Regions from separate parts of the Mus musculus genome. Here region 1 is linked to region 2. Evidence: chromatin loops called from intact Hi-C (ENCODE). Cell type or tissue: heart. All regions are shown on one strand. Each heading gives the region's core, and the rest is flanking DNA. Links, peaks and the distances in the headings are about the cores only. Region 1 overlaps Atp1a1 (ATPase, Na+/K+ transporting, alpha 1 polypeptide). Region 2 has its middle 63 kb from the start of Gm25869.

What was found. Hi-C counts contacts between places; a loop is a spot of excess contacts. Peaks named below come from ENCODE experiments on the same cell type or tissue, not always from the same donor. Only the 100,000 strongest peaks of a DNase experiment are listed, where the experiment ranks them.
Region 1: a loop joins it to region 2, with 6 times the contacts of the local background. A loop is called at or near these places in 2 of 42 quality-filtered maps.

What each region holds. Positions count from the first base shown.
Region 1 is chr3:101,592,614-101,602,201 of GRCm38, reverse strand. It overlaps Atp1a1 (ATPase, Na+/K+ transporting, alpha 1 polypeptide), which reads left to right. Exons shown (of 23, transcript NM_144900.2): 2 at 7,094-7,204; 3 at 7,940-7,999. Among named protein-coding and RNA genes, the nearest start is that of Atp1a1, 7.3 kb to the left of the region's middle. In heart, for the core only: no CTCF peak of the experiment used is centred there; DNase peaks (open chromatin) are centred at 4,751 and 5,281; H3K4me3 peaks cover 2,500 bases; H3K27ac peaks cover 2,500 bases.
Region 2 is chr3:103,359,301-103,368,888 of GRCm38, reverse strand. No RefSeq gene overlaps it. Among named protein-coding and RNA genes, the nearest start is that of Gm25869, 63 kb to the left of the region's middle. In heart, for the core only: no CTCF peak of the experiment used is centred there; no DNase peak of the experiment used is centred there.

The sequences.
Region 1 (9,588 bases), core at 3,852-6,351, 1.8 Mb after region 2:
GGAGCGTCTCTCTAGCCTTTCATTTCAGTCCTGGGTTTGGTTTACTATTAACTTAGATGCTGAGAAAAGAAATCCTATCTTATGGGTAGTGATTTAAAGACCAGGCAGGGAAAGAGGTGACACAAGGTACACATGTCAGCAGGAATCTTGGTTGTAGGGTAACATTATCAGCTGCCCTTTTGGAGCTAAACTCGAAAGTGTGACTAAATACCCACTGGCTGCTATAAAGCTAGTACTTTAGACTCAAAACCCTGTGAGGCAGAGTCTTCCCAATGGAAAGTGGCCCAGCCTGGACAGGAACAAGTAAGGGGCGCTGACACTGGGGCTGGTCCTGGAAGTCCAGGAAAACAGAAAATAGGCTGTGAGGTTGTTTCCACCTTGTAAGATTGAAACAGTTCCCTGCCTGGAAGGTTATCAGCACTCACACACCCCCACCCCCTATTATAAGGCTGGCCGCTGGCTGTTTGTTAATTTGTAGCGTTCTCTGCTGGCAAGTTTGTAACAATGGTGACTCACCTTGGGGTGGAAGAATAAGAAACCGGGAGGCTGCTCTTTTTAAACCCAAGATGATAGAAAACACCCCCCACCCCACCCCACCCCCCAAAAAAGCTTTATAAAGGTCTAGTAGGGTGTTTATCCAGTTGAGGACTAAAACTTAGAATCACATTTAAGAATAAAGAGCAGGCCCAGTGTTAGAGAAGAGACTTGGCACTCGCACTGATCCATCCCTGAACTCTTCAAAACCAACGCCTGAGGATTACTTAGCAACAAGTGCACGGAGAAGTGACTTCTCTTCTCCACAGACTGTTCTTTTAGGAGTACCTCAATAATGAGAGGGAACCATTAACTAAACAGCCCTGAAGGACTCTGTATGAAAAGCTAAGTTAAAGTATTGCTTCATTTGAAGACAAGCAGGTTTCTTGAAAAAGCACAGCCTGGGAGCTCTGGTTTCTGGTCTGGCCAGATGTACAGTCCTCGCCCTGAGAGCAAGTAGAGTCATCTGTGTGCTGTGTGGAGTGAGTGCCATACCAGTGTGCCGGGGCTTCCTAAGTCATCAGGGCTGGGGGACACAGATCTGCGTAAGCGCTGCTCTCCAGGCCCTTTCAAAGCTGTGTAACAGTTTTCCTTCCCCTGAGAAATATTAACGATAGGGAAATATTGAGAAGTCCTGTTAACTGCTCCTCAAAAGGAAGTATTCATTGGCATGACTGAGCACTGTATCACTGTCCAACAAGCAAATCCAATCAGCAGCATCTTAGACTTTCCGTCAACATTCACGTTTCAAGTGAAGACTTTCACCGTGATCAGTGGTCATTTTTAACTTCTTAAAAGTGTCATAGGGAAAACCGGCAGTTTCTCAGCTAAGAACACTGGTGCCTGGGGGGGGGGGGGGTGCGGAGGGGGGCTGCCAGCCAACAGACCTGAAGAAGAAATCCGAGTGTCAGATCAGATGGGCTCCCAGTAATCAGAGTGGCTGGGTTTGCATAACAAAGCACTGGGCAGACTTTCACCAGCCCTGTCTAATTCTAGATTACTCTGAGACTAGGGCTAGGGGGTACTAATGTGAAGTAAAGGGAATGTTATAATGCAACAGGCTTTAAACACTCCTTCCTTTATATGTGTATTTGGGGTGGGGACTAACAAGCAGAGTCGGGTCTGAACATTCTCACTTTGCCTTGAATTGAGAGTATGAGAGGAAGTGTGTTCTTTGGCTGGAGTCAGAGAGAGTGTTCTCTGCATATGACTCACCTCATTAGCCGTGCTGAAATCTGGTGTCGGGAATCCATAAGACATTCTTAACATGTATTTGTTGGGTGTATGGGATAGCAGATTCTGTGAATTAGAAAAGAGGAAACCACACACACACACACACACACACACACACACTTTCACCCTGATTTGGTTTCATTTGGGTCCTGAGCCAAAGGGATTTTTTTTTTTTAATCCAATAGACCTCATTCTTTAGTTGCTTTGTGATTTTACAGTGAAATGCATCTGGGCACTGTCTCTTAGCAGGTTTTACTCAAACCCCACTTAGTAACAGCAATCTCATAGTCTCTGCTGGTGATTTGAAAGGCTGATTGATGGTGGCCAGGCTTTATCTTTGGAGCCTTCGTTATTTGGGGAACTAGTCTAGTAATCACTGTAATGGTTTGTCATCCTTGGGCCCTGGTGTTTATCTTTCCAGTCTGTTGTCCTGGTGTTATTCAGAGCCTTGGGGCAGTTGGGGTGCACAACCTGTCTGTTTGCATGCTCTCTGTCTCACTTCCATGGCACCAAGCTGTGTTTCTGTAGGCTTTCAGCACCTTTGCCCTCTTCAACTCAGCAGTCCGTTTGCTTCCTAGGCTCCAAACCACCTATCAAAGAGTGATCAGGACTTCCTGGAAACTGGCAGCCCCTCTGTAGTGCTGTTCCAGTTTTTAAGCTTTTCTCTCTCAAACCAGAATAATGAGGGAAAAAGGGGGGTTATAGGGGAGGGCAGGTGGAGGATGTTAAGGCATGAGCAGACGTTTTGATTCATTCAGGTCTCTTGGAGAGATCAAATGTCCCATGGCGCTGGTGCTTTTTAGTAAGTAGAAGAAAAAAAAATACATTTTAAGAGGAAGAAAATTTAAAATATAGGAATTCTTCACATTACTCTTACCATTTTTATTTTTTTCAAATGGTCACGGTACATTCCATGGCCACAAGGGTGGACTAGCAGGGTTGTTTAAGAATTCACCAGGGAGGCAGGTTAGATGATGTTCCCATGGGATGAGGGAACCCAGTGGCTGATCACGGCCCTGTGACTGATGGATGCAGCCCAAGTTTAGGGACTGAACTGGGTTCACAAAGGACCCAGTGCTCTGGCTTCGTAGGAGTACATTTCCAGCATGCATGTCTTCAGGAGTGAGAGGAGGGACCTGTGGCACCGTACGTGGTTGGGGTGCCCCTTGGTTACCTCCTCTGCAGAGAATTGCTATTCCAAAAGTATCACTGTGGGCTGGAGAACAGCTAAAGGCCTCTCACTGTTTACCCATTGTCTTCCATTTGCCAATTCCCACCTAGCACAGGCTTGGTACATCCCTTAGGTCCCCAGCTAGAAAGATGAACCTACAGGAAGCCATTTAGGCCGAGCATCAGTTGGAAATGTAGCAAAGTAGGCCAGAGTGATACTTTCTTTAACATGTTTCTGAAAGTTACCTCTATAGGAATCAAGGAATGGCAGTAATGTGTGTAGTGACTGGGTTATCACAGTGACCTTTGTATAGTGCTGTGTGTGACCTTTTCAGACAGAGCTGAGTTTGAGGTTTTGATATGAGAACCAGGAAAATTGGGGAATACTCCCCCACTCTTTACTAACAGTTGGCCAAAACTAGGCAGAGCCTTCTGTAGCTGAATCAGGCTGTGTCTGACTTCCCTGCCAAATTGGAGTTTGCCAAATTGAGTTTGAAGGTGCCGTCTCCACAGCCCTCTTGGCCAGCTGTGAATCAGCAACATTTGGAGCAGTTACTTTGCCATATTGGTAGCCTCTCTTGCTAGTCAAAAGCTTTTGTTCTCAGTTCTGGAAACAATGTGGGGGTTGTTTTGTTTTGTTAGGTGTTCTGTTTTCAGATTGTACTAACCAAACTATCAGACTGTGTTAGGTAAGTTAATAGTTGTGACAAAGCTGGTGTCTAAGGCTGACTGTTCAAGGTCATGTAGCTGGCAAGTGGCGGTGCTAGGGTAATGACATGGGCCAGAATTGAAAGCACCATCCACTGACCTCGCTAATGGGAGTGGGCATCTTAGACTTCCAAGTACCCTTTGGGCAAATCAGAGGGGATTTCAGAAGTCTGTAAGGGCCTCCTGAGTTCTCTGGCTGTAGAACCAGAGGTGTTGCTGGTGAGTGGAAGCCTTAGAAGGCACCCCTAGATGCTAGTGCACAAAGCAGAGGCGGTGCTGGTGGCTGTGTAGGCATCAAGTTGCAGTCTACTGGGGAGGAAGGTCCTTATTTAAATCTCACTGCAGAGTGTGTGTGTGTGTGTGTGTGTGTGTGTGTGTGTGTGTGTGACTGTGAAAGGGTGTGTGACTATGTATGAGTGTATTTGTGTAAAAGTGTGAGAGACTGTGTGTGTGGATGTGACAGTGTGTTTGTGAGTGTGTGTATGAGAGTGTATATGTGTGAGAAAGGTGTGAGAGTATGTGAGTTGTGTGTGTGAACTATGTGGGTGTATGATCCTCATGTTATTGTAATTATTGGTAAATTTGCAGCTGTCTTCTACCTTCCCCAAGCACATTTCCTCCTGTAAGTGATGAATTAACTGAAGAAGAGGAAGGAAGATTTTCCACTCTAAAAGGTCACGGGGATTTCTTGTTCCTTTATTGTGAGGGCCAACATAAAGTCTTGTTACATATCTATTTTGTCCTTTGTTCTCCCCGTCCAGGGTTTTCTCCTTCCATCTTCCTCATGTCCAAAGGCACAGTAGCTTTAGGAATCTCTGGGAAGGTGGAAACTGGAGGACACATAGGTTGAAATAGTGACACACCCAGCCTTGAAGTGTCACATGGAGTAAATAATGCCTTGCTATAACTTCCTAGTTCTTAAATTAGAATGGAAAAGATTAATAACCTAACTTACTCCCCTGCAACCAACTGCCCTTTTGAGGATGGCACAGCCTGTTCAATGCCCCTTCCAGATAAGCTAGAGACACTCAAAGGGCGTCAATGGAGTTAGTCGTTCTTGCTCTGTGGTGCTGAGTGAAGAAGCAATCTCGTTTTTCTAATTGAGAAAGGAGAAGTTCCATGCCTGGTGCCCAAACGAGCCGGAAGGTCAGCGGAGCCCGGGAGGGAGGGGAGGGAACACCGCACCACTCCCTGCTGTGACCTTTGTTTTTAAAAGAAATAAGGAAAATGTTGTCTTACCCCACACCACAAACGCATACTTTTTCAGCTTTGAAATTACAGTTCTTAGTGCCCATAGGAACCTAAGGATCTCTTGACCCACACCAGGAAGAATTAACATTAAATTATTGTTTTACTTGTGGGCAAGAACTGATCGGATAAGCTGCCTAGTTCTTTTAGACAAAAATTACCTACTGGAAAAATTAAGATTTTGAAGAAGTGATCTTACATGTTAATACTTTCCATGTCCCTTTTACAGCTGTCCCCATTTAAAAGTGCCTTAAATAGCATGAATTTATAAAGGAGTTTGGCTATTAGGAAATGTAGATTCCTCAACTTTACTCTCAATAGCTGTGAAGATACAGGCAACACACTGCCTTTGTGATGGCTGATAAACGTTGGAAGGTATCCAGAATGGGCTGGCTGTGCCAATATCTCTCTTCTCCCTCTTGCCGTGGAAAATGTGAGAAGTCTAAGAATAACCGAAGCACGCAGACAGTGAGGCTGGGGGATTCTAACACTGCTCCTCATGGAAGCGTATTTCCGTGAAATGAGACTTGCTTAAAAATGTATTGGGTGTATTTTAAAAGTCTGTTTAAGTTGGGCATGGTGGTGCACGCCTTTAATCTCAGCACTCGGGAGGCAGGGGCCAGACTGGTCTACAAAAGGGAGTCCAGGACAATCTGGGCCTGTTACACAGAGAAATCCTGTCTTGAAAAAAAAAATCAGTTTAATCTGGTCACATACATAAAGGAGCCAAGTCGGCAGCTATGGAATGGCTTTACCGTCAGATAAGCAGAGAAACACGCTCCATCCTAACTCCAGCACACAGCTCCACTCCGAGAGGCCCTTGGAGCTGTGCTGACTCCATAGCAGAGAGAGAATGTTAGGAATGCTGACTGTCCTCCACTCTGCCCAACTCCACTCTGCAGATAAGGTGAAGATTCAAGTGCCCTGCTCTCAAGGAAGAAGTCATTTGTCAAGTCACATGGTGTTGAATAGCGTCACAGATACTACTCACTTCTCCAACACCCACTAATCTGAGCAGGCTTTCTCTTTGGAGCCTTCCAAAGTCAAGTGAATGCGTATTTTATTTGCTACGTACTAACTATAAGGGCCTGAAATACACGCTTTGGGGTTTTACCAAGCATTCATTGTAAGGCAAGGGAGGTGGCCTGCAGGGGTGAGCCCTCTCCACTGCCTGACTTTGGAGTACCAAGTTCTGGTTTCATACAGATCTGCCGAGCACTCTAACAGGGTGAGGGAGTGGAACAGTCTAAATTTAAACTATAGAATCAACTCCTTCCAGTCTGGAGAGGCGTAGGTGGATCCTGTGAATTACACGGTAACGCACGCGCTCTCCCTGCATCCTGCTTGTGTCAAAACATTTCCAGGGCCTTTCATTTGGGGAGATCTTATTTTAGGTTACAGAATGGGGTGGAGACTCCCTTTCTTTCATTTTCTTCTTTTTTGTCTTTGTAGCATTATTTAAAAATTTTTGTGGACCTTTAGATGTTTTGTTTCTCTCTGAAAAAAAAAATGAAATGTGGTCAATATCTTTATGTGAACATTAATGGTGTTTAAACTGTGTATAATGGCTTTGCATCGAAAAGAATTTAATCATCAAATCAGAGTGACTGGCACTTAGATGTATCATTAAATCCTCAGGAATGCTGACTGTCCTTGTCGTGTTGTGGAAAGGGAAATTGGTCCTTAGGGAGTTGGTAACTTCCCTCAAACTTCTTTAACTGGTGGCTAGTAGGGCCCAGGACTTCAGTGTCTGTCTGATTGACAGTGCAAACTTAGGCACCGGACTGGCCTCAAGATCACTAATGGAAACATTGTTTCATTCCTTCAGTAGGCAAGGCAGAAGACTGCAAAGTAGGGATTTTAACATTATAGCCACTGTTCATTCCAAATGGGAGTTGCCCTAGCAAGGCTGTTTGAAGCCTGTTACAACTTCCCCATTGTTCTGTATAACCCAGGGTGGACACAAGATGTCTTTAGTGGCTGTAATCCACCGTCCATGGCCTTGTTTAGGTGCCTCCCTGTATAAGCCCCTAGGCTAGGTTGTGTTGTGCTGAATATTAACCCAGTGACTGTTCCAAACCACTGTGTCCCTGTAGCTTCCATCCCTACACACACACACACACCCTGCACAACCTTGTGTTCCCTCCCAGGCGCTGCACAGAGCTCACCCTCTCTCCCTTCCCCCTCCTCCTGTCTGTAGGTTGGACGAGACAAGTATGAGCCTGCCGCTGTATCGGAGCATGGTGACAAAAAGGGCAAAAAGGCCAAGAAGGAAAGGGATATGGATGAGCTCAAGAAGGAAGTGTCTATGGTGAGTGCTGGGAGGAAAACTGGCTCTGTGGGTTTCCCTAAAAATCCATTGCACCTGAGCCCTGTGGGTGTATGCTTCTGCACCGGCCTAGGGCAGAGAACTGACGGGTTGGTGCTGAAGAGTCTCCATTCTAGAAGCTACTAAAGGGTTGAGCAAGGTCTCTGTCTCCCCTCCATAAGCAGTGGAAGCATTCTTGATACCGCAGTCTACGCTTGTCTCTGAAGGATGCTGCTACTGCAGCCTCTTTAAGCTAAGGAGGCTTCCGTGACTTAACCCATCTCTAGCCAACCTGGACAGATGAGGGCCCCGTCTAGACAAGTGGTTCCCCACCTGTGGGTTGCCATCCATCTTGGGGTCGAACGGTTCTTTCACGGGGGTTACATATCAGGTATTTATTTACAGTATGATTCATAATAGCAAAATTACAGTTGTGAAGTAGTAGTGAAAAAAACATCACTGCTGGGGAACGCCACAACATGAGGAACTGAATTAAAGGGTCACAGCATTAGGAAGGTTGAGAGCCACAGTCCTAGACACCCAAGAGGCATTGGGTTTCTCTGACTCAATTCAGCAAATGTCACCCAGCGTTGGAGAGGAAGCTGTCTCAGGAGACAGTCGTGAGGGTGATGCTTAGCCTAGGCAGTTGAGGGAAGGAAGTTTCAATAGGGATGAGGAGTGAGGGTGCTTTTTTTCCTTTTGATTTTAGGATGTATAATTCTTTTTCTCCCCCCTTAGGACGACCATAAACTCAGCCTGGATGAACTCCATCGTAAATACGGAACAGATTTGAGCCGAGTAGGTACCCGTTTGATGCCTGCCATAGCAAATCATAGTTTTCCCTGTGGTATTGTGTTCCACCTTAGGTCAGACCTTACTAGGAGGATTGGACTGACAGCTGCCATTGGCTGTGTGACATGCACAGAACTTGGACTTCTCTGTTGCCGTTTCTTCCCTGAAACCTTGTTGGAGTGGACATTAGTTTCTCTGTGTTGCAGAGCACCCGGTTTTGTAGGTGGTTCCAAAGCCAGGCTCCTTCACTCAAAGTGTCTATATTTGTAAAACTTGAGAGACATACAGCAGCTGCTAGCTGGGTTTTTAGCAGTTAGTGTCCTTGTACTTTTCTCAGCCTGGCTCATGGTGGTGTGTCAGAACTTCTGTCACCCTGAGGTACGACTTATGTACAAATCTCAAAACACACCTTCCCTCCAAAATGTGTTTTGTATCTTTAAGTTCTCTCCCACTGCTATGAGAACTCGTCTGCGAGTGCTGTCACAGTCACAATCAGTACAGTGACTGAGATGGATGACACTATTTTAGTGACAGTCTGAGTCTTTGGAACAACTGCCCCTGTGCTCAGAGAGCGCCTAGGCTCTGCTCAGACTCTCTGCTCCCACTGGGCCAGGCTGCCTTCTCTAAGCATTTCACCTATTTATTGTTTTTATTAGTTTCTTATGTCTGTGGGCCCTTTACTTTGTAAACTGGGTTTAGTAGCCTGTAAGAGATGGTCATTAAATTAAGCAGGCTCCAACCCAGTGCTTAGGGGTGTAGACGGGGCTCAGACGTTAGGTGGTTGTTTTATTGAGCTAGCAGCAGGCACGTGACGCAGATGTGGATGCTAAATAATTCACTGGTCTTCTCTCATGCTGTTTCTTCTTTCCTCGCACTTACTAGGTAGCACCAAAGTTAAAAATAACAGACAGCACGTCCATAGAGGCACACTTTAGACAGAAATGTGTTCTGTCTCTTTCTAAGCTGATATTTTAGTAGTACAAGAGTAATCCTGTTTTCTCCTCTTAATGTGAGTCTTGTCTGCCACTGAGATGGGTTTTAAGGCCCATTAGACCATGCAGACGGCTATGCAGTGGCCTTTCCAGTGAGCACTGTTAAGCTGACAGGTTTCCCAGGAGTTAGCTGAAGTATGCGTGTGGGTGAGCCCTTCACTGCCTGGCCAGTGTTTTCATTACCATTGTGAGAATGAAGTTCTGTACTTACAACTTGGCTGTTAACTCAGGGAGGCTTGGATTCCTGCAGAAAAATTTTCCTGCTCTCCTGTTTTTAGGCTTCCCCCTCCCCCTTATAGAATCAATGTACAGAAAACTCTCAAAGCTCCTGACATGCAAAACCGAACCAGTTTGTTAAAACCGAGATCTTTTCGGTATAAAAAGCAACCTGATTCAGATTTTCCACAGTTCCTTTTAAAAGAAGTTTTAAATGAGGTCTTAGGGCATTACGGGCTCCTAGGGGAATGAGGTTTGTTTGTCTTTTGAGATTCCCTGCTTATTTTGGGGGAGTTAACCAGGCTTCACCTGGCTCTGCGGCCAAGAGCCTGTTTCTTCCATGGATTTCTTGTTGGAAGAGCGTGATGGCTTTTGAATGCTGGTGTG
Region 2 (9,588 bases), core at 2,474-4,973:
ATCAAGTTTGTTGCTGCTGGATGCCAGATCTGCCAACAGCGATCAACAAGGAGGAAAGGAGTTGGAGATCTGAAGAACACTTTAATATCGGACATGGAGACACGGAGATTGGAAAACTAGCTGGCTTTCTGTCTTGATTTGGTCCAGTATTTCCCCACTATGATGTTTTGGAATGGTAATGTATACCCTGTATGATATTGGGGGTATGTGATCTGCTTTTTTAAATTTTGATTTCTTAGGGAATTACAGTTAAAAGATTGCATGAGGGAGGCAGAGGCAAGAGGATTTCTGGGTTCAAGGCCAGCCTGGTCTACAGAATGAGTTCCAGGACAGCCAGGGCTACACAGAGAAACCCTGTCTCGAATCCCCCCACCCCTTCAAAAAAAAAAAAAAAAAAGACAGAGAGAGATTGCATGAATCTCAGAAGAGACTTTGAACTTTGGACTTTTAACATTGTTGAGACTCTTATAAGCTATCAGACTTTTTGAAGTTGGACTAAATTGTTTTGCATTATGCTATGGCTAGGTATGGTACCCATAGACTCATTGCTTGAACAAGTCTACAGGGCCAGGGAGTGGAATATATTGGTTTGAATATGCTTGTCCCAGGAAGTGGCACTATTGGTTGTGACCTTGTTGGAGGAATTGTGTACCACTGTGGGGGTGGGCTCTGAGAGACCTTTCTCATAGCTGCTTGGAAACCAGTCTTCTGTTTGCCTTTGGGATAAGATTTAGAACTCTCAGCTCCTCTGGCACCATGACTGCCTGGATGCTGCCATGCTTCCTGCCATAATGATAATGAACTGAACCTCAAAACCAGTAAGCCAGCCCCAATTAAATGTTGTCCTTTATAAGACTTGCCTTGGTCATGGTGTCTGCTTACAGGAATGGAACCGTAACTAAGACAGTTGCCACAAGGAATGCTCAGAAAAAGTTAATTCACATAAAGTTAATAGAGATTCAGTGTGCCAAAAGGCAGGGTAGTACAGCAGCTGGAGGTACAGACTCAAAACCAAGTTAATTGGGGCTGGCTTAACTCAAAGCCAAGTTAATTGGATTCAAGTCTACTCAGACCAAGGCCTGGAGCAAACTAAGCCTTCAAATCCTATTTCTTCATCGGTAACATGGTGCTGACAACAGAAATCCCTTTATATTCATCTGGCAAGATGAAAAGGCTCACAGTATTTGCCTGCGGTGGCATTGCATCCTTGTGATGCCAGCCTTTGGGAGATGGAGGCATAAGGATTCCGAGTTGGAGGTTTTCCTCAGTTCCGGGCCAGCTAGAGCTACATACTAAGATCTTGTTAAAAAGAAGGGAGGAAGGAAGAAGAAGGAATGAAGAAGGGTGGGTGTGGCTACGATCAAACAGCGCCTAGCACAAAGCATCTAATAAATGTTGGCTGATGTCACCATCTAGAGGCTTATGAGTTTGAAGGATAATGACAACACATGTGTCTGAATTATTTATTGCTCACTACGTCCTCAGTTCATAGAAGTTGGGGGATGTGGCTTGTGTGCTGTAAAAACTGGGATTGCCCATGGGAGACTGTCTTAGTCAGACTGAAATTGAGACACTAGCTCAGAATGAGGCTGTTGTTAACACGTCCTGAGCGGGCAGGGAGGCTGCAAACTCAGCACCTTGTGGTCTCCTGCTTGCTGCTGTGCCAAGCCCCCATCACCACCGTGATGTGAACCTGTCGGGATGGGGTGGAGGCGAGCAGATTTGCTGAATGAAGATGGAAGGAGTCTGAAACCCTTGCCGTGCATGCAGTAGGGAGAATGGATTTCTGTGTAACATCCCAAAGCTAATCCCACACTAGCATCTGCACTTGTATCAAAGAACCCTGGGATGGAACCCAGGCGGACAAAGACTTTCTCCAAGTAGGAATGGATCTGACTTACTAACTAGCAGACAGGTGCTGGGTAGTAAATGTTTTGGGGATGAGGTCAGAACTTGCAAGCAGTTCCCGCCCTCTATGAAGCCAGCAGGTTTGCTCTGGTTCATTTGCCTCTCTCAAAGGGCTTCTTCTGTTTTTACATTTGCCCCTGGACTTGGTATCTGAGAGTCTACCAAAGAATAAAATCCTGCCTGTTTCCAAGCTGGGGATTTGTCCAGACACCAAGGGAGACCTATTTTGGCATAAGATCCTCTGGCCTCCCTCTCAGTAGAGAGACCATCGAACTGAACTGGGTTACTATGTGTGATGGAGAGGCAGAGCTGACATTGCTCTTGCCTTTTGCCTATTGAAAATGGAACCTTGATCTCTTACAGGAGGACTTGCCAGCTGTCCTCTCAGACTGCGTGTCCTCTGCAGAGCAGAGCAGAACCATCCCCCTGAGGGAGGGTCTGCCACTCAGAACAAATTCTGATCAAAATGAATCTTGTCCAATGAAGTTACTGACTTCTATTTTTTAATTTAAAATTTTTATTTATTATTGTGTGTGCCACTTTATGTGGCACTCAGAAGACAACTTGTGGGAGCCGATTTTCTCCTTCCACATTGGTCTGTCCCTTGGAGAGAAAGAATTGGGCTCACATGTGTGAGAAGGGGTGCAAAGTGAAGGCAACCCAGCTCCCAGGAAAGACTGGGCGACAGGGAAGATTGGGGTGGGGGGCACAGCACAACCACCAACAAGGTGGTTGGGGAAGCAGATGGGGTGGCAGACTGAAGGCTGACAGGTGGCTCAGAGAGGCAGTCGTCCTAAGAGGGAACAGGCACAAGGCTGTGCTCTCAAATCCCTGCTCCCTTTATCACAACCTTCCTAGAAGACTAGAGGGAGAGTCTGAGTCTGGAAAACCTCTTACAACTGATGATACTATTTTAACTAGAGGTCAGTAACTTTAGGTGGACCTGGTGGCTCTGGCCCAGTGGGTAAGGTACTTTTTATGGCCAAGTCTAATGACCAGAATTTGATCTCTGGGACCAACATGTGGTAGGAGAAAAATCAGCTCTCACAAGTTGTTCTCTGAGTCACACACACACACACACACACACACACACACACACACACGCGCGCGCGCGCGCACACACACACACGCACGCAAATAGACACATACAATTAATAAATGCAATTTTTAAACAACAAAAGGAACCACTAACTTGATTGGGTAAGACATGTTTTTGTTAGGATTGGAAAGCATTCTGCATGTGGTGGACCCTCAGTGGGACAGTAGTAAGAGCTATTCTGCCCTGCAGGGGATATTCAGTCTGGAAGGAGAGATGGCAAGTCCTCAGCTCCCAGCAGAGTATGCTATAGTAAAGTTTGGAAGTAGGCCTAGCCTAGGGCAAGCAAAGAGGAGGAGACACAAGGCCTGAGGGGAGTCATCCTGTGGGAAAGATTGGGAATGAAGGAAGCAGCAATCAAACAGAGAAGGGGAGGCCTTCCCACTGTTGTGATCAGTGTATATGAAGCCATGAAAGCCAGCTTCAACTGCGGTTTCAAATCTGAGAGACCCAGAGCTTGGACAGTCATAGTGAGATTGTCCAAGCTCTGGTTTGCTTTAAGAAAAGATTTCTCCAAAACAGAATCTGGAAAGAAAGAAACCCTATCGTTGTGCCGGGAATGTCACTTCCCATCCATCTTCCCCAGGACCCACGATCCTTCTAGCTATCTCGGCTGGGCCCCTCACATCTAAACTTTTTGCACATGCTCAGACAATGCCCTCAGCCATGCTTCCTTCCTCTTGTCTCTTCTTCCTCTTGCCTTGATGTCTTTGAGAGTGGATCTACATTCTCTTATTTCTGTTGTTCTCCAGTCTTGCTGGAGGACAGAGCAGAAGGTGTGGGTCCTGGAGTCAAGAAGGTTATTGGGTCACTACCACAGACTGTCCCTTTGGAGAAACACCAGGTTGGCTGAGGCTGCAATGGGCTAATGGAATCACAGGTACCATGGCCCTGTAGAGGCCAAGGCCTGACAGAGTCTTCACCCTTCACAGAATTTAGAATGTGTGAGGTGAATGAACAGACCAAGGGCCTTTGCCAAGGAACCTGCCTGTCCTGGTGTGGACTAAGGCTCCTGATAGCTAGTCGGTCCAGGCCACTGCCTACTTAGGCAGGTGCAGACTAGGGAATAACTTACGTCATCAGCACTGCCACTCAAACACAACCTGTCTTCATCTTGCAAAGTATAAAGAAATACAGATGGCTTTCATATCGTGCATCTTTTGCAACCTTGATACTTTCTTCATTTCCCTTTTTCTGATGGTTCTGAAAGATCATCTCTGCGTAATTTCCTCTTGTTACTGGCTTTGCAACCTCATTCCTAAGTTGGATGGATTCTGTCCATTTCCTGACATAACATCCAGATTTGTGGAGACAGGGTTCCTGCTCTCACTGTGTTCAGCTTTATATCATAAATTTTGGATCCACATTCAGTGAGAGCAGAAACCCTGTCTTCAAAAGAAAGTGTTCAGTCTGTCACAGCAAGGGGGAAGAGATGCGTCCATCTTCAGCTCCTAGTTCATTTCCTGAATGCTTCGTCATAAGGCGGCTCTGGATTCTGACAAACGTTATTCACTGAAATGTCGTCATTTTTCTCTCGACATGATACGTTACATTTACTTCCAGATGATGAAAACACTTTGCACCTCAGCATAAACTCAGCATAAACACTCCTTGTTCTGTATTCATTCTCCCAGCTCACTTTTGAAGGATGCTGTCCTGCAGTTAGCAGCAGCATGAGACAGCTGGTCACATTGTATATGAAGTCAAGAGGTAAGGAGCTAACTCAGCTCGATTTGTATTTAGTCTTTGTATTTGTCAGACAATATTCATATTTAGTCTGACTAAATGACAAACTGGCCCAGAGGCCTGTTTCCCTGGTAATTCTAAACCCTGCCAAGTTAGGGACATTAACCATCTCAATTCAGTACAGTAAAAATTTTTTTGTTTGGTTTGTTTGTTTGTTTTTTGAGACAGGGTTTCTCTGTATAGCCCTGGCTGTCCTGGAACTCACTTTGTAGACCAGGCTGGCTCGAACTCAGAAATCCGCCTGCCTCTGCCTCCCGAGTGCTAGGATTAAAGGCATGCGCCACCACGCCCGGCTATTTTTTTTTTCCAATGCAAGTCTCATAAAGGACAACATTTAATTGGGTTCAGAGGTTCAGTTCATTATCATCAAGGCAGGTGCATGGCAGCATCCAGGCAGGCATGGTGCAGACAGAGCTGAGAGTTCTACATCTTCATCTGAAGGCTGCTAGCAGAATACTGCCTCTGCCTCCCGAGTGCTGGGATCAAAGGCGTGTGCCACCACGCCCAGCTAATTTTTTTTTTTTAAGATTTATTTTATGTACACGAGTACACTGTAGCTGTACTGATGGTTGTGAGCCATCATGTGGTTGCTGGGAATTTGAATTCAGGACCATGGCTCGCTCTGGTTGACCCCACTCACTCTGGTCTAAAGATTTATTTATTATTATATCTAAGTACACTGTAGCTGTTTTCAGACGTACAAGAAGAGGATGTCAGATCTCTTTTATGGATGGTTGTGAGCCAACATGTAGTTGCTGGGATTTGAACTCAGGACCTTTGGAAGAGCAGCCAGTGCTCTTAACCACTGAGCCATCTCTTCAGCCCTAGTAGAGTAGTCTTATGTTGCTGGATCTGTTATTATTTCCTTGAGAATACATTCTCAAGACATACTTGAGTAGTCTTTCTAAAGGGTAATTTAGAAAGCAGGATAATGGTAGTCTCATATAATGAATAAGTACATTCCTTTCGCCTACTGCCATCATCATTTTAAGCCTACTAATCAATAAACACAATACTTATAAAGGACAAAGTATTTATGGTGAATTGTTACTAACCCGTGTTTGATGAAATTCAGCAGTGAAGCTGAGCTGGGGGTGCAGCTAAGTAGTGTTAGAGTTGTCCATGTGTTTGTATAGGTGTGTGTGTGTGGTTTGCACTTGTTGAGGTTTCTTTCATAGGGTAATGGAGTCTCTCCTGAAGCATGCTTAGCCCTTGAGAATAACATTGTTTCTTGAGTGCATATCATTCTTCAGGTGTCTGTTGGACTAGGAAGCACGCAGCACAGCTTTCTACCCAACTGAACTGAGGATGTAATTAGTTCTTGTGTCAACTTGATCACGCTGGAGTGGTCTGAGGGGTAGGACCCTCACTGAGAACATGCCTCCATAAAGCCAGCAAGCAGAAGAAAGAGGTTCAAGACCAGCTTGAGCTATGCAGCAAATCTGAGGCTAGCCTGGGACCTGCCATCACCCTGTCTCCACTGTTTCAATAAACACAGCACACACCCTCCCCCTGCTACTATAAGATTTCCTTGTCTGACTTCTACAGTTCTTCTTATACCACCCATCTGTTTGTGGGTCTCTGTGTTTAACCTACTTGGGTTCATACAGGTACCTGGAGGAGTTTCCAGCCAATATTTCTTTGAATATATTTTTATTTCCTTTCTCTCCTCTCTGGGTGTGTTGTTAGTGTCCTTAAAGCTGTCACTCAAGAATGTCTATTTAGTACTTTCTAGCATCCTTCACTGCCTGTCTGATATCCAGCAGCGTCATTTTATGTGTTAGCCCCTTTTGATTGGTTTCTTTTAGTTCTGAGAGAAGTTTGGTTTTTTGAGACAGGGTCTAACCATGTTGCCCAGCATGGTTTACAACTCTTGCACCCAACAGACACTTCCTTCTTCAGCCTCAGCTTCCCCAACAGGTAGGACCTCACATGTGCCCATGTTACTATCCACAGCAAGCTACATTTGTTGGCTTTTGAGGTGCCTGGTAACCAAGCACGCTTCTACAGAGAGGTATACCCAGGAATTACTCACAGTACTGGGGCTGCACTAAATGGCACCTTTCAAATGTTCTTGTCATTTAATAGCTTTCCTTTGGGGCTAGTTTGTCAACCTAACACAGCTCAGGTCATCTGAGAAGGAACCTCAGTTAAGAAAATGCTTTCAATCAGCTAGGCCTGTAGCTATGTTTGTGGGGCATTTTCTTGATTAGTGAACCACCAGCCACCTCTGGGCAGGTGGTTCTGTACTGTATAAAAAAGGAAACTGAGCAGACCAAGAGCAAGCCTGTGAGCTTAAGCTGTTAAAATATTTTCTAAACAGGGTCTCATCAACAAACCAGGTAGCCAGGATGCTTTTGACCGTTGATCCTCCTTCCTCTACCTCCTGAGTGCTGGGTTTAATAGCACCCATCCAGTTTATGTGGTGCTAAGGATTACACCCGGGTCATTGTGTATGCTAGGCAAGCACACTACTATCTTCAAGTTATACCTAGCAATAGGCACTGCATGTTACCAACCAACCTGCCCGGTAAGATGTGTCTACTACGAAATGATGGCATGACTGTTAAGGGAACAACTGTGCTATTTAGCGATGTCAACTAGATGCAGCCTGGTCATCTGAGCAGCTTTAACTGAGGAACCGCCTACTCCCACTCCCCTTTGTACATGATCTTGACACAGGAGGGCCCAGTCCAAGATGGTGGTGCCATCACTTATGTCTGTTTCTGGGCTGAGTAACAAAGCTAAGCATGAGCCTCCGAGTGACCTGGCGAGTTCCTCCATGGTTTCTGCTTCAGGATCCTGCCTGAGCTCCTGCCAGACTTCCCTCAATGATGGATGGATTGTCTGACACGGAGGCCAAATTATTCCTTTCCTATGTTGCTTTTGTTCCGCACGTCTGAACAAAGCCACAGAAATAGTAACCAAATGCTTCCTGAATGGGCTTGGGGCCTGTTCCTTAGAAGGGAATTCATACCTGGTTCTATGAAAGTGGCCAAAGGCCCACGGCTGTAGAGATCACAGGTCTGAGAGAACGTATTACTACTGCAGTTTTGCTAAATGGACATACGGTCAAACTGCCTTCTAAATATTTTTATCACTTTCCATCAGGTCGTTGCTAGGCCCACACCCACGCACATGCAGGCTGCACTAATTGGACTCAGTGGGTTACAGAATTAAAAATGAAGGAGGCAAGGAATGGGAGGGGGAATTCAGTTGAGTATGACCAAGATGTACACACAAGATTATTGAAGAATAAATATTCTCAAAAACACATATTTCTAAGACTACCAGGGAGCCGAGCTGAGTAACAAAGCGAAGCCCGTGTAACATTCACCACTTCCATCAACACTCAGTGATGTGACCTGCTGCTTCTGTGCTGGACACACAAGGCCACTGTGACCCAACTACTGCAATTAGCCAACAGATGGCATTGGGCCTCCAGTCATTTTAATGTTTCACCAACGGAAAAGACATTTTTCTAAGTATACAACTACTGTCACACCCTTAGAAAAATCAACATTACTTCCTATCAAGTAAAAGTCCATACAAACACCTTCTGAAATGCACCTCAAGTATCTTTAGTGGCCAAGCCCCTGGAATTCAGCTATCAGTAGAAGTGGGATCCAGCACCCATGCAGACAGTCCCAGCTACAAGGGAGGCAGAGGAGAGAGGATTACTTGCTCGTAGAGTTTTGAGTCTAGCTTAAGAGTTCAAAACCGAAGAAACTCAAAGTTCACTCCCTGCACTTGACTGTTGTATCTACAATAGTCTCATCGTCCTTTTACACTGACTTTTGTTCTTTTTAAAGATCATAGGTCTTATAAATGTACCCATATTGCTGTTTTATTATCTCACATAGTTAGACTCACGCCAAATGCTACATCAACAGTATGATAGAACTTTGAGGATATTTACACTTAATTTAAATGTTTTAAAAATAAATTATAAAATTCCTAAGTATTACTGTCTTTCCAGTACACTGACATCTTTACAAATGAGAAAAAGCCACACACGCACCTTAAACAGTAATGTATTTATCACTATCTGTGGCTATGTAATACAAAAGGGGGAAATTAAGAGACAAAAATTTCCATTACTTTTCATCTTTGTATTCTCTTAAACCCCAAAACTTTATTAAGGTAGTTAGGTTTAAGTCTATAGATCAACAAAATTAATTAAAAAGTTATCAATTTGTAAGAGCTGAGACAGATTTAAAATGTCTAGTGTGAAAGGTCTTTTTTCATCACTAAAAAGGAAATATTTTTTCTTTTTCAAAATAATGTTTTTGAGACAGGGTCCTACTACGTGGCCCAGGTGGGTCTCACACTAAAACAACTCTCCAGCCTCTACCTTTCAGGTATTGGAATTAGTATAAAAAAGTAATTTTTTAGCTGGGCATGGTGGTGTATACCTTTAATCCTAGCACTTGAGAGGTGGCGGCTCTCTGAATTCAAGGCCGGCTTGGCCTATAAAGTGAGTTCCACAGCCAAGGCTACACAGAGAAACCCTGTCTTTTAAAACAAAAACAAACAAACAAACAAAAGAAACAAAGATTTATTTATTTTCTATGAGTACACTGTTGCTGTCTTCACACACACCAGAAGAGGACATCGGATCCCACTACAGATGGCTGTGAGCCACCACGTGGTTGCTGGGATTTGAACTCCGGACCTCTGGAAGAGCAGTCACTGCTCTTAGTCACTGAGCTCTCTCAAACCTGAGAAACCATGTCTTAAAAAACAGAGTAATAAACTTTTTAGGAGTCCCTACTGTGTCATACCTGCGAGTTCCACCAGCCTAGACCTGCTGACTCTTGTTTCACCAATGAGATAAA